Regions from separate parts of the Mus musculus genome. Here region 2 is linked to region 1. Evidence: chromatin contacts called from ENCODE Hi-C or POLR2A ChIA-PET data. All regions are on one chromosome and are shown on one strand. The core of a region is the stretch at or near the end of the contact, and the rest is flanking DNA. Distances in the headings are between cores, read along the strand shown.

The links. A loop is a pair of places that touch in the nucleus more often than their neighbours do. ChIA-PET counts read pairs that join two places held with the same protein, here RNA polymerase II (POLR2A).
Region 2: a loop to region 1 is called in a map of heart, with 8 times the contacts of the local background. The contact joins the promoter of Dleu2 here to the enhancer-like site in region 1. A Hi-C loop is called at or near these places in 23 of 37 maps with a recorded cell type or tissue (CH12.LX, T-helper 1 cell, T-helper 17 cell and 8 more). POLR2A ChIA-PET finds 5 or more read pairs at or near these places in 5 of 5 experiments (Patski and embryonic stem cell).

The regions. Positions count from the first base shown.
Region 1 is chr14:61,642,994-61,650,216 of GRCm38, reverse strand. Dleu2 (deleted in lymphocytic leukemia, 2) reads left to right here. Exons shown (of 7, transcript NR_028264.1): 2 at 6,762-6,857. Among named protein-coding and RNA genes, the nearest start is that of Mir15a, 14 kb to the right of the region's middle. Within about 2 kb of position 2,784, at least 3 of the 3 ENCODE cell types and tissues checked have a DNase peak (open chromatin) inside an H3K27ac peak, as active enhancers do; they include gastrocnemius, heart and left cerebral cortex, where a contact is called at or near this core.
Region 2 is chr14:61,679,719-61,686,716 of GRCm38, reverse strand. It overlaps Dleu2 (deleted in lymphocytic leukemia, 2), which reads left to right and starts at 4,344. Exons shown (of 7, transcript NR_028264.1): 1 at 4,344-4,607.

The DNA of each region.
Region 1 (7,223 bases), core at 1,535-4,034:
TAATAAAAACTAGAGCAAACATAGTAATATCCCTGATTTTTAAACTGTTGGGTTCTGTTTTGAAAAGCAACATTTGATAAGGCTGGAGAGATAGCTCAGCAGTTGAGAGCACTTGTTGATTTTGCCAAGGACCCAGGCTTAGTTTTAGCATAGTTCCAGGAAATCCCTCCTCTCTTGATGTTTGAAGGCACATATAAGATGCACATACACACATGTAAACAAAACACTCACAGTCATTTTTTAAAAATCCATGAGAATCAAGTGAAACATAACCAAACACAGCCCTATAGTCATCTAGGAGCAATGGCAGTTTTTCTTTTTAAAAACTTCATCTTAATTAGCCTAGTGGAAGGGACAATGTCTTGCAAGCAAAGGATCAAAAGATGCTTTTGTAAGAAAAATTAAAATATTAACTTCATTTTTTTTGTCCTGTTATAGAGTCATTTTTAAAGGCGGTTTACCTAGCTTGCTCTCACCAGCTGCAAGACGGCAGAATTTATAATCGGAACATCAGGTTTCAATAGCCATAAAACAAAAATAATACCTACTTCATAGAGGTGTTGTGGGCAGTGAGACACCTGATCCACAAAGCGTTTGATAACAATGCGTACCACATTATCAGTACCCAGTGGCTCTTACAACTTTTTCGGGGCTTCATACAACGGGAAACCTATCTGGTGAGTCCATAATTTACTCTAGCACTATTTTTTTTTTCTTTTGGAAAAGTACCCTAGTGACGTCCAAAAGATTGTACATCTTCGGCTCCAATCCAGAACCGAAAGCTCCGTCTCCAGTTCAGAATCCAAAGGCTTGTGCATGGTGGGCTGGTCGCACACCTCGAGGTCTGGGGTGGAGGGAAACGTCGGGGTGTGACAGCCGCCCGCTGGTCGTGTGATTGAACCGTAAAATTCCTACCTCGTGAGATGGTTCTAGGCTTAGGTGTGACAGATCTGGGAGGCGCTGGCGGAGGGCGAGAGCACGACAGCGATACGCGGTTTTAAGTTCCTGAGCGGCCACCCAGGGCTCGAAGGCGCACTCGGTGGCTTGGAGTTTAGTTAAAAGCGGTTTTTGTCTTGTTTTTACGAAACTCTTAAGATAGTCCCTGATTTGTTTCATCACTAGTGTGTCACCGGAGTAGTGTCCGAAAGCTGACCACCTCCACTGCCGCACAGGGGCCACGCAGGCACACACAGGAGCGCAAGACACAGCGGGGACTGGAACCGAGGAAGTAGAGAGCCTTGCGCCACGACGATCCTGCGCATGTGCCGGGGGAGAGGGAGGTAGAAGTTTCCGCATGCGCAGCAGGGTCGCGCGGGGGTGGGTGGGGGGAGGCAGGGACAGCTGTGGAGCCGGCCCGCGTTCCCGGCATGCCCCGGGGCGGCGGGGTTGGCTCTAACGAATTTGAATGAGGAGTCTCAGCGCTTTCGGCGCCATTTTCGAGTGATGCCTGATCTCATCAATCTAGCGGGAGGGAAGGGATAACCTGTCCGAGCCTAGCGCGACGCTAGGATCACGCCGGAAAATCCCCCAAAAATCATCAAAAAAATTAACTTAGAGCAGAGGGCAGTCGGTGGGGCTTCGCCAGATGCGGCGCAGTCGGTAAGAGCCTCAAGTAGCGAAGCGGGTCTCGAGAGGTGGCAGCGATGGGACCGGAGGACCGTGAGGGGAGCAGGGACCGGACTCGGGGTCTGCCCTCACTTTCGCGGCAGAAGCTCCCCCAGGGGATCCGGTTGCTGTAAGTTGGGTGTCCTCGGATGGGCGGCGTCCGGCCGCGCTCGGGTGGCGGGAGCGCGGAGCTGGGGGAGGGGAGGCGCGGTTTGAGCGGGACACGGCCGAGCGGCCGCCGCCCGACCTGTCAGCGCGAGCGGCCGGGGAGCTAGGCCGGCGCGGCAGGGTCGCCCGCGACAGGCGCCCGCCCGCCCTCCCCGGTGTGCACGGCGGTCCGGGCGCAGGCCGTCTCCTGCCGGGAAACTTGGGTCGCGGGAGAGACGGCTGCCCGCGGCCCCCGAGGTGCGCTGCGGAGTGCGGGGAAGAAACGACGCCGGCCGGGCCGGTCCCGGGCCGGATCCCGACCCCGGGCGCGGCGGATGGATGGATGGCCGCATCCAGCTGGGTCATTTTGTCGTTGCTCTCCCGGCGGTCCCCTCTCTCGCTCGAGGGGGAGGGGTGTCGGGGTGAAGGGAAGGACGGGGCTGCGAGCTTGCGATTTCCTGGCGTCGGGCTCTTAGAAGACTTTTTCCTTCTCCGGTCCTTGAATCGCAGCGTCTCAAGGAAAAGTAGCGTGAAACTTGGTGTCTCCTGCCGACAAGCCTTTGCACCTACGATTTAACGGTCATTTTGCAGTCCTCAACTTTCCTTGGGTACTCCTGACGCTGAGGCGGAAGAAAGCGGAGTTGTCTTTCCTTTGGGGGGGGGGTTTCTTTCTTTCTTTCTTTCTTTCTTTTTTTTCTTCGTTGGCTGTTGGCTTTTTGTCAACCCAGAGTCGACAGCTCTTGAATGAGCCAGTGACAGCTTTGACTTTAGGTAATGCTCGCTAGGTACTAGTCTTTGTGAAGAGTCCACGTTAAACTCTTGTGTCGCTTTCCTCCCTCAGCACCCCTAGATTAACCCTTAGCTCATGGGACGTTCTGCGGGAGGGTCGCACGGACCTGCCTTAGTGATCCTCTGCGGATGCTTTTGCTGCAGCTTCTCGGTTATTCGCCGAGGACTCAGGCTTCAGGAGACCCTCGGTGACTTGCTAGTCAGAGCAGGCCCCCTACAGAGCTTTCTCCCTCTGGAATTTTATCAGAACCCTGGATTTGGTGTGTGTCTGTGAAAACTGGGGGACCCGCCCTCATTTAGATCCCTTCCAGAAGAGTAGGAGCGCAATGTGATGTTTTTCAAATTGAGTCTAACGGAGCTCCCAAACGCCGGGCTTCTTACCCACTGATTGGCTGGAAGGAAGCGGGACTGGGGGGTTTGAATGTTGATCCCAGAGCTGATAATTCTTGACCTACGAAAAACTGTGTTTAGACAGAGAACTATTCAAATAAATACAAAATGTAAAATCGGAGTTTTTTTTTTAAGTTAGTACATAATAGAGTTGTTTCTTCCGTAAAAGCCTTTCAGATGGTTCTGAAATATATATATTTAAATGTAAAACTAAAGAGGCTGTTTTCAGAAAACTGTATTTCTGCTGTTGGAGTTATAAGACATTTCTGTTCTTCATTAGTTGAAAACTTCTCCGAAGGATCTAAGGTGTTTGGTTTTTCCTTTGATAAAATTTTTCCGTCTCAGTCTTCATGTATTTATTGGATACATATTAAGGGAAAATTGTTTCTTTCATTTTGATGAAAGTGAACTTTAAACTTAATCTGTTCTACATTTTTTTTTTTGTAAAAATTGAATGTACTCTTAGAACTTTGCAAATCTGTTTTTAAATGTTTTCTAACTGGGCCATTGCAGTGGATTTAAAAGTTTAGTTTACGAGTCATTTATGTTTCTTAGTTGAGAATATAACAAGTAAATATGCACAGGTGAGCATATATATTAATGCATTCCTTTTACAAATTCATTATGAGAGAATGTGTTGTATCGAGCAGTGCATATGTGTTGGTTTCTTTGACTGGTTTCAAAGTTTTTGTTTAGTGTTACTTGAGACAGGCGTCAATATTTATTACCCTGCTTGTCATTCCTTTTAATTCCATCTTGATAATAGGGTGTGGTTTTCAGAGTAGATGATTTTGAAAGGAACTTTTAAATTTTTATATCTTACAAATAATTGAAATTTTGAGGCATTATTTCAATTTAAGACAAACATGCATTTAGAAATATTCAAATGAAAACATTTTTATAAATGTATAGGACTGTAAATTAATTTATAATAAATACATTCTACTTTGTATTACTTTCATGATAATTATGTTTACTGAACCCATAATCTTTCTTTTTTTCAGAATCTGTTTATCTTGGATCTTTTCATAAAATTATCTATAAAATTCTATTTATTAAATTATACGACTCATTTCTATTCTGCATGTAATCATATGTAAACCCTGTCTTGCTTTTTACTGGTTTGTTTTTGTATTTTAATTTTTATTCAAATTATGTGACTGGAAGAGAATTATGGGAATGGAGAAAATCTTTGAATTATTTTTTTGACACTTCCATTTATGGGATTTGTATTATATTAAGACCATAATTGAAGATTTTTTTCTTTTTTTTTTCTTTCATTTGTTTGCTTTACCAACTCTTTGAAAGTGATATTCTTTATTTAAACTAATTCTCGTATTGATTTAGAATACACTAGCACCTAAATAAATTTCACAACATTCAAAATATTTTCATGTTTTATGTAATACTAGGTAGAAGGAAGAATTCCAATAGATATATACCTACTTATTTAAATGTTTATATGCAGTTATCTGTGTTTTTCTACAGAAACTGATTACTCCAATTTTCTATTCTTTTGTGAAAGCTGCAAAAGTTATTTATTACCACAGGAAAACAGCACTGAGGAATGGTGCTGATATAGTTCTCCCGGCACTCCATTTACTATTGTAGGAGAGTGGAACAAAAGTATCAGTTTCCCTGGTAGCATTGATTTTCATTTGTTTGTTCTTTATACTAGTTCCAATTAAAGGTCTAATTTTAGACAATTTTAAAAAGCCTATTAACTTGTCTTCAGTGTACATTTACAAAATTTAGCCTCAAGTTTTTGTATACCATTAAATTAGTATCTGTTTTACTGTTTATTAGGAACCAAATCTAAGGATAAAAATTTCAAGGGAGTATTCATGTTCTGATTCCCATGTTTTCTTCTCTTTTGTGTGCTGCTTTTTAATTTTTGTTTCCTGAAGACTTTATTCGTGTATTTATTTGTGTTTAGTAACTAAAAAGAATGTTGACAAAGTCTTCAGTCTAGAACTATTGGTCAGCTGATTGAGTTTACAGAAAGGAATTTCCAGACTATATTGAATATTTCTTCAATAAGCTTTCAACAACTAGATTTTAAATTTACAGTTATGGAAATGAAGTTAATCTCAAATCGTAAGATATTTCTAATCTTAAAAGGGCTTTTGTCTTTTTTATTTTCTTTTTTTAATGACACTTAATCCCCACGTTGATTTCCTTTTAACCCCTTTTATGAGAAACATAGTATGATTATAATTAGAACAGCACATTTTAGAAAGAATTGTAAGACTATGTATAGTTTACCCTTTTTATTTTTTAATTGCACAAATTTAGAAACTATATGCTTTGCAATTAATTTTAGCATATAATTAGATTTCAGATTTTGACTTGCTGTAACTTTGTGGTCTCAAATCTCATAAAAGTAAAGGAAATCAGTAATAAAATACCACCTTATTTCAACTAAGTGTTGAGAAATGAGATAAAGCACTTACTTCCAAGAGATTGCACTATTAGAACCTTACACCGTGTCTTAATTGTCTTAAGAGTGATCGTGTATGTTTAAAAATGTTGCTATTATGTAATATCTGATAGTTAGTATGTACAAATGATCATAAATTCTGTAAATAATGCTTTCTGGTAGTTAAGGTTTTTTTTGTTTGTTTTTTTGCCTTTATAAAAGATGCTTTAATGGATTTTTCTTTGAGACAGGTTTCAAGTAATGGAGTTAATAAATACATGTGTGTGTGTGATTTATTCTTAATACTTTTCTTGAAGTTCTGAATCTAATGTGCTCTTATTTGAGCAAAGAAATGTTACACAGGAAAGATTTGTAATGTTTTCTATGTATAAACAATAAACTAATAAATAAGTTTTACTTTGAGATTTTTTTCTTTCTGTCATAAACATTTTATATCCAAACCTTTTGTTCATTATTATCTAGTATTCTTACACTGCTTAAAAACATATTACTATATGAAAATTTAACATTTAATTTTTAATTGTTTTATTTTTAAGGTTGTGATACCTATATTTCAATGCACTCAAATATATTAAAAAAACTTTATCTTTTGAAAAATAGCGTTTTTCCCATTAAACAATCAAATATTTAGCAACAGACATAAAGGGGCTATTGGTATTCATTGCTTATTTTATTTCTTGCTTCAGCCACTCTTAAATAAAAGTAGAAAACTCCTACAAAGCATTATGGTTCATATGTAGTATTTTTACCCCTTTGGTAATTTAATAATTTGTTCTTTTAATATAGTTGTTACCTGTTAAGTCATTAAGAACCAGAAAGGGTGAAACAAATGAAAAAAATAAATAACGTTGCATTTTCACCTCGATTTGGGAGCAGTAAAAGGTTAGTCTAGTAGTGGTCCATTTATTTCTCAATTGTTTAAAATTTTTAAATTGGTAGAACTGTAATAAAAGATTTGGAAATATTTCACTCAAGTATAGCAATACTAAAGGTGAGAATAATAGCAATTTGTCATCATTGATTCATTTAGTAATTTAGGGGAAAGATAGTCAAATTTTATCTTTATCCTTATATACTTTTAAGCTATACAGATTTTAGAATTACAAAGAATATTTTTTATACTCTTTCTCAGTTCTTTCATAGTTACTTTGAAAATGAATGTCATACAGAGAAATGAAAGCAGAAACTTACTTTTTTTTTTTTTGGAAGACGCTTTAGGTGATAATGCCTATTACTTGTTTTTAATAAGTTATTTTTTGTTCTAAAAACATTTTCAGAGTAGTGGTTCTTTGAGTATTGTCAAGATGGATTAGATCAACTGGAAGGAACTACAGGAGATATTTATCTGTTGAGTGTTTTCATGTAGTAATACATACCATTTTTATTGCAGATTTTAACCATTAGAAGAATACCAGTTCTGGAAAACAACCAAAGTTTCTTTGATTGAATGCCCATGTAATGCATTGGAATATGATAGGCGATTAAGGTATACTAATGGGGTGTGGGTGTGTGTGTGTGTGTGTTTGTTTTTCTTTCTTAATTCTACACCTACCCAAGAACTTGCTATGGATTCTAAGCTGGCCTAGAACTACTAATTTTTCTGCCTCAACCTCTTCCTTAGTGCTGGAATTGTAAATATGTGCCAGTATGTATGCTTTATACTAACAAATTTTCAGAACCTATTATTATATATCTTTGTAATATAATTGGACTTAATAGTAATTCTGAAACCTTTGAATGAATTAAAATCAATAAGCAAAGAATAAACAAATCTTGTGAATTGGCTGAATCTAAGTGTCTGGCTTGTTAAAATTCTAGATTTTTAAAAACATAGTTATGTTGTAGATCTATC
Region 2 (6,998 bases), core at 3,095-5,594, 35 kb before region 1:
GCCCCGACCCCCAGGACCCTACCCGGACATCTTGTGAACTGTGTCAGCGTCCCCACACCCCACCGCGTCGCGCCTTTTTTTTTTTTTTTTTTCCCCGCTTCAAGGTTTCCTGGACTGAGTGGGCGGAAAACGGAGGAGGTTCGGCTCCTGTACCTCTTTGCAGCCCCTAACCCACGCCGAACCCTCGCCAGAAACCCGCTGGATTGTGAAAGAACCCGGTGGTGGGCGGGGGTGGAACGCTACCTGGGGACTTGTGGAGTGTTTGGCACAGTCTTGGGTACACTAGTGTTTCCCCCAAGGGAGTTTTCTTCGCCTCGCAGCCAGCACGAGGTGTCCGAGGTTTTTAGTAACTAACCGCGAAGGCAGTCTCTTGTCCCTTTCTCCAACTTCAGGACATCTGATCTACAACCTTAAACTTTCTCCTTTTGGTTGAAGTCAGCCGCAGCTTAGCGACCTCAGCTGAGGCCGGGGAGAGCTCGATGCTGGAGGGTTAACTCAAAAGCTCGGCGCCCAGAGGTCGCCTGAGGCCCTGTGGGTCGAGGCCAGACGCGCTGTTTGCAGGAGGAATTCCAGGAGGACTCTACCAGGGCACGCAGCCGGCTAAAACAGGCGCTCCCTTTTCCAGACCATATTCCTCATAAAATCTAAAGCCAGATGCATCGCTTGGGCCATGCTCCCATTTCACCTCGAAAGGCGTGGATTTATTTCCAAACTGGACTCCACACCAAGGTGTCTGACTCGGGTTTCAGTGGCGAGCGCAAAGGATGGCAGTTTGAGCATTTAAGTCTTAACTTTAGCTCAGGCAAAACATTAGTTATGAATGCATGGATTTTTTTTAAACTAAAGAACGTAGAGTGTGGATTTTTTTTTAAGCGCGTGCTTTTTGTTTAGAAAGAATGGAGGGCAAGACCAACTTCACAATCACAGACGCCCACTTTAACAGCAACACCCCATGGAACCCGATCACGAAAACACGTCATTTGCAAGAGTGAGAAAACTAGCCATATAATAAGACCAAAGGTCGAACTTGGTAAACGCAGACCTTTTATAATCTCTTGAGTCAAAACTAGCTTTTGTGCTGGGTAATTTTATTTTTTTAAGAAATGGGGGAAAGCTAAAAAGAGAGCGTCAGGGTCTATTTCCTAGGTAGCTTGCCTCACTCATATAGAGGGGAAAGAGGATAAAGTGGGCCTTCCCTTTCAGTTAGGGCTTTCTGATGTTTACCAAGAGGGTTCCGGGGGTAGAAATATCTGCCTTTCCAGGTTTCGACCAAGAGAACTTATGAAAGGCAAGGCCATTTTTTTTTTTTTTGAGTCCTGTGGTTAAATTATTGGCGAAGCTGAGTCTGAACAATGCAAATACATACAGGACTCCTAGTCTTGGGTTTTACAGAGCGAATGACCTCAGTGCAAAAGCAAAGCGCCTCTGAGCAGCTGGAAGGGTAATGGCTGTCTGCTAAGTCCTTAGTCAGGTGTGGGTGAGCAGGGCGAGCACTCCAGCAAACGGTTTCCACTTTCAACTCCCCGAGACCCTGCAGGTCTTTCTCACACTTGCCCAGACCTACAGATACTGCTGCAACAAAGGTGTTACTAAACAGAATAAAGTGTGTGGTAAAGAAAGTATGGGGGTGGGGTGAGGGTGGAAGCTGTTTCAAGTCAGTGTTGTTTCTCTGTGGGGGAAGAAGGGGAAGCGAGGACACGTTTTAGCTGACTAGATTGACACCAGCTGCCATTCCTGAGCGCCCCAGTTGTGTTTGGTTACCTTCACCTCGTAAGATGCCTTCCCTGAACTGCTAAAGTCGGCCCACCCGTCTCTTTGAAACCTGCCGGAGGCCGCCTTTGTCACTGCAATGACTCCTATGAGGGAAGAGGGATACCACTAGTTTCGTGAAGTCTTTTAAATTGTATAGAACTTTGGTTATTTGCGTGTGGGCGGGATGCTTATCCAGTTTCAGCCGGGCAAGAATTCCGTGGGCCTCGAGTCCCAAGAGGCCTTTGCGCACCCTCGCCTGCGTTCCTGCCTGAGACCCTGCTAAGACATCTGCCACTAGAAGCCAAACTCGTTCGTGTCACACTCCTTTACTTCTGCAGGGTCTCAGTCTTCAACTTCGAGACCCAGACCAAACTCTCCATGCAAGATTGATGTACTATCCATATGCACTTTTCCGGAGATGGGAGTTTGGGGGGAGGGGGACCCTTCGCAACCTAGGACAGATCCTGGCAACTCCTGGGCTTCCTTCGGGAACAGCTCCCCCCACCCCCACCCCCATCTCGGCCAATGTTTGCGACCCTACACTTAGGTCTGCCACCGCTGCCCTTAGGGAAGTGGCTGTGACTGATGCGCCTGAAGTGGTTTCGTTTTGATTCCCTTCCCTCCTCTCCGCGGCTAGGAAGACCGTGAAAGAACAAAGTGGGGGCGGAAAGCCGGTGTCTTAACAAAATAGCTGTGCCGCTGAGCCTTAGTCGGAGGACGGGGTAAGGCAACCATGACCATGCCTTGACAAACTCTGACCCTTGCAAGAGTGGGAAGGACCAGGAGGCCCTGACTTGTTTACTAAATGCAAAGAAACGTGATTTGTAGCTATTGCTGCAACCAAAGTGTCAAAGAAACGAATTTGCATTCATAAGAGGTTTGTTTTCCAAATGCTGAGTAATGAAGGGTACAAGGACCGGGAGGTGAGTAGCTAGGGCCTTTGGATAAATTGCAGAGGATGGGGAAGATTGAGGTCCCGCCCTAGGCTCTGCACACCGCCAGGTGTGGGCGACCAAAGCCTATCAGGCCTGCAGCTCCAAACTTTAGAAAGGAAGCGAGTGCTGCAAAAGTTCACTTTATATTGTCTCACTTCCTTCTTTTAGCAAGCACACACATAGCAAACTTGGAAGGCACGTTCTAAGCTTTAGAATCTAAAGTTTCTCCTTTAAAAAAAAGAAAGAAAGAAAGAAAAGAAATAGAAATAGAGAGAGCGAAAGCAAGCGGGCCTAAATCTGGAAAGGTTTCTCAACTCTAGGCAAATCTATTTCCTCCCCCATCTGACTCTTGGAAAAGCTCTACCAGGTTTGGACCCACCCTTATACCTAACTTCCAAGCCCCTCACAGTAGGTAGGTGCCCGTGCTGAGGCGTGGTGGTGGTCCGAACTTGGGGCGGGGGAGTGGGATGGGGGGAGTTCTTCTAGACTGTTTACCCCTCTCCAGTTGCTGGGAAAGTCCGATGCGTTTCCTGTTCTCATCCGAGCTCAGCCTGTTTTCCTGAATCAGTGATCTGGTAGCTAACTTATTATGTTCTGATCCTGAAAAGTAAAACTGCGTTCTGAAATCAATTACTTAGGAAAGGGACTAGAAGCTACAGAAGTTAATCACGCTTAGACTAACCACTTAGTTTGCCTTAATTGTAAGGCCTTCCTTTGGTGTTTATCGCACTTTTTGTTTACACTGAGCCCTCCGCCTAGGCTTTAGGCCAGCAGGGCGCTCAGTTTCACTTCGGGGTTTGGAGGGGCCTATCACTTCGTCCTCGGGGTTTAAAGGCAACTTGTAATGGTTTGCCCCAATCACTCCTGTAACCAAAGAGTAAGTCCTCAAGAACCGCGTTCCCTTGTCAAGGAGTCGGATGCGCAAATGCCTGGGGCTTTAAGCAGCTGGGAAAGCGAGAAGGAAGCTAGCGTGAAGCTAGCTGCACCTGCGGATCCAGAGCGTCCGCCCCGCGCTTCCCGCGCCCAGCGCTTTTGCCTGGGAGCTGCTGCGAGCCACCCCCGCACCCCTCACGCCCGTTGGCCGGGGGAGCGAGGCCTAGCAAGCGGACGCCTGCGGGAGCCGCCGCACGTAGGGGGCACAGGGACTTGTCCAGGCCGTGGGCTCCAAAGCGAGGCCCAAACGCGCGCGCTCTCTGCAAGTAGGGCGGTGGCGCTCCCAGAGACGGAGGGAGGTAGAGACGCCCGAGCGAGCGAGCGAACGGCACGCTCGGGGCCACTCCGCGCGCAAGGCTCGGGTCCGGGAGAAATTCCCCCCCCCCACCCCCCGTCGAGTGGTCAGAGTGCGGGTCCCCAGGTCGTGCACACCACCCGGGCCGGCGACCCCAGCCAGGAGCAGGGGAGCGCCGCAGGGCGGAGGCCGCTGCCACGGAACCAGGCGGGCGGCGCACAGCCCCGGGGAGCTGGTTTTCCCGAGAGGGCACGTGACGGGGTTGGCAGCGCTCGGGCCCGGGCGGGGGGAGGGGGAAGTGGCGAGCAGGAGGCCCGGGGGCGGGCGGCTGGCGCGCTGTGTACTTAGGTCGTGTGCTGGGGCTTTTCTCTCCTGGGAGCGGGCCGAGGGGCGGGGGAGGGGCCACCGCTCCGCCTTCTTCTTTTCGCAATGTTGACGCAATCTATAAATAGTGGAACAAAAGGACCAACTTCCTCGGAGCTTTGCTGAAACTGCACAAAAAATCGAGCTGGGGGGTTCCCTGGTCCCCGATGTTGGGGCGGAGAGCGCGGCGCCGAGGGAGGGGGCGGCGCAGACCGGCCTAGGGGACACCTGGTCGAGCGCAGCCGCCGCTCCGCTCGAGCCCTGCGCTCCAGTGCCCCCACTGGCTGGAGAGCTCGCCCAGACCGGGGGTCTTCCTCCGTCGCTGACAGGTCAGTGCGCACCGCCCCTTTCGACTCTAGGCTGCTTTTCTCCCTCCTCCAGCCTCCACTTTTAGAAGGGAACCGGGGCGGGGGCGGGGGGCGGTAAGGAAATAGAACGAGGAGCAGCAGCGACAGAAGGAAAAAAAAAAAAAAAAAGCAAAGCTGTAACCCCGGCGTGCACGGAGCGAAGAGAGTGAGGGGCTCCAGGAGGAGATCTGCGCGTGGCCCCCACGGGAGACGGAGCTGGCAGAGCAGGCGGGCCGCAGGGTGAGAGGAGGGGGCTCCCCGGAGGCCGTGCGCGTCTCTCGGTCCCCTTTGAACGCAGACCTGCAGAGTCCGCCTGGTCCACGGTGGGAGGAATGAGTGGAGAATTGTCGCCGCCGCCACTGCACCCCCGAGGCCCACGCACCCTGAGCGCCTAAATTTGGGGACAGGGTGGGAGGGGGGCACCCTGCGCTCAGGGAGCAAGGACCTGAACTCAGGAGCCCGCTGCTTCGCCGTTGGGGAGGGCGGAGCTGGCGCTGTTGACAGCGGTGAGGGAGCAGGGAGGGCGAAAGTTGGGGAGAGGAGGCGGGAGAGGTGGGAGTCTAGTTGAAAAGGGGGGGGAGGGAGCGCGCGCGCGGGATTCTGAGGGGCGTGGATCACGTGATGGGCAACCACCCCCGCTACAGGCTGGCGGTAGGGTGACGTCACCACCCTGCCTGCAGGGGGTGGCACTTCCGTTTTCTCCCCCCCCCCACCCCCCCCAGGGCTGCTGCTCCCAAGCTTCTGCACCCTCCTGAGGGTGGGCAATAGTCTGAGGTCATCAGGTGCTTTGGCAACAACCGGGAGTTAGGCAATGAGGGCTAGGTCTGAAGCTCAAGCCGGGCCGCCCCTCGACGCGCCCCATTGTGTGAGCAGTGGGCGAGGGCGGTGCCGGGTGCCGGGCCCCCCGCGGCTCCCAGCTCCAAAAGGGCGGGGAGGACTCTGTTCCGTCAAGGCGGAGTCTGGCCACTAGCTGGTTCCTGAGTCCAGACTTCGAGATCCCAGCGACTAGGGTCTTACTCGCCTGACTAGCCCTCTGGGCGCCTGGTGGTTAGGAGCCAGTTCTATGGCTCTGGTCCGTGGCCCAGCTTGATGGGTGTGTGGTCAATCTGTCACCACTGGAGCGACTCAATTCCAGCAGTCCTTAAGAGCTATTTTGAGTAAACTCTGGGTTTTGGTGACTCAGCTCGGTGAGCGGCGCTATTTATAGGTAGATGAGTTAAGAGCGGGGAAATACGCTTCGATAGGATCGGTCCGCCCTATTATAGCAAAGATCTCTACTAAGAAGCAACAATTTAAAGTCTTAGGAAAGAAAAATACTTGGTTCTTAGAATCTGTGTTGTAAGGAGAAGACTTAGAACAGTGAAAGTGGAACATTTCCCGGAGTAAATGGAGAATTTGGGGACTGTCATGACCATTAACTGGCTTTTCGGTGTAGGTTACTGACTCTCCTAGACACCTGCAACATAGAATGCCCATATTAGAATGATAAAAGGGGAAACTAAATGCTGGCAAAGTCCCTGCACTATATTCTGTAACAGGAAGGGATGTGTGATATTTATCTAGTGTCAAAAGTCTGGTCTGGTGGGAATTTTATGTTTATCACCCAATTTCTTCCAAGAAAGTACAACAAAAACGTGTGCTTTTCTTCCCTAGTGTGTAAATGTGCCACTAGTACGTTATTGCTTGTTGGGGTGTTATGATTTTAATTTTCACATTCCCACATTCCTTCAGCCTCCACTTTAGAAATCCAAGAGGCATATGCTATGAGAAAGATTGTGAGGTTGTCTGTCGGGTGGGAAGAGTTGAGTGAGCTCTCCTAGCCGCTGTAGCTTTCCATAGGTAGTGTCACCTGGGGTGTCTCTTGAAAGAAAGATGGTGACTTCCTGAGTGGTTAGGTCAGCTAAGAATAAAAGTGTCCAAAAGACTACAGAGTACACACACTGGGGCCTGCAAGATAGATGTGCGTACTGGTACGGGTGCTGGGTGGGAGTTGAAAAGGGGTAAGAGGGAAGCTGGACAGATGGTCAGGGCCTTCATGATTCAGAATAACCATGCTGAGGAATTTGTATTTGTACCTGAATGGGCATTTTTATTTTTTTAGCCTTTTAGGATGAACAGATATGCTTTGAGGGGAAAAAAAAAGCAATGGGTGGTGGTTGGTTTTTTTTTTCCTCCTACAAGTAAACAGAAAATGTAGCACAGGATTTCAAAGGGTTTCTCTGCTTTGTGATGCCTCAGCTCAAAACCTGCAAGAAGGGAAAACCTCCAGAAGATGTCTGATAGATGTGACAATTGGTCACATAGGCCTTGTGAGGATCTGGGAGGCTTAGAGATGGGATGTAAAAGGATTGTGAGCTAAGATAGAACCTGCTA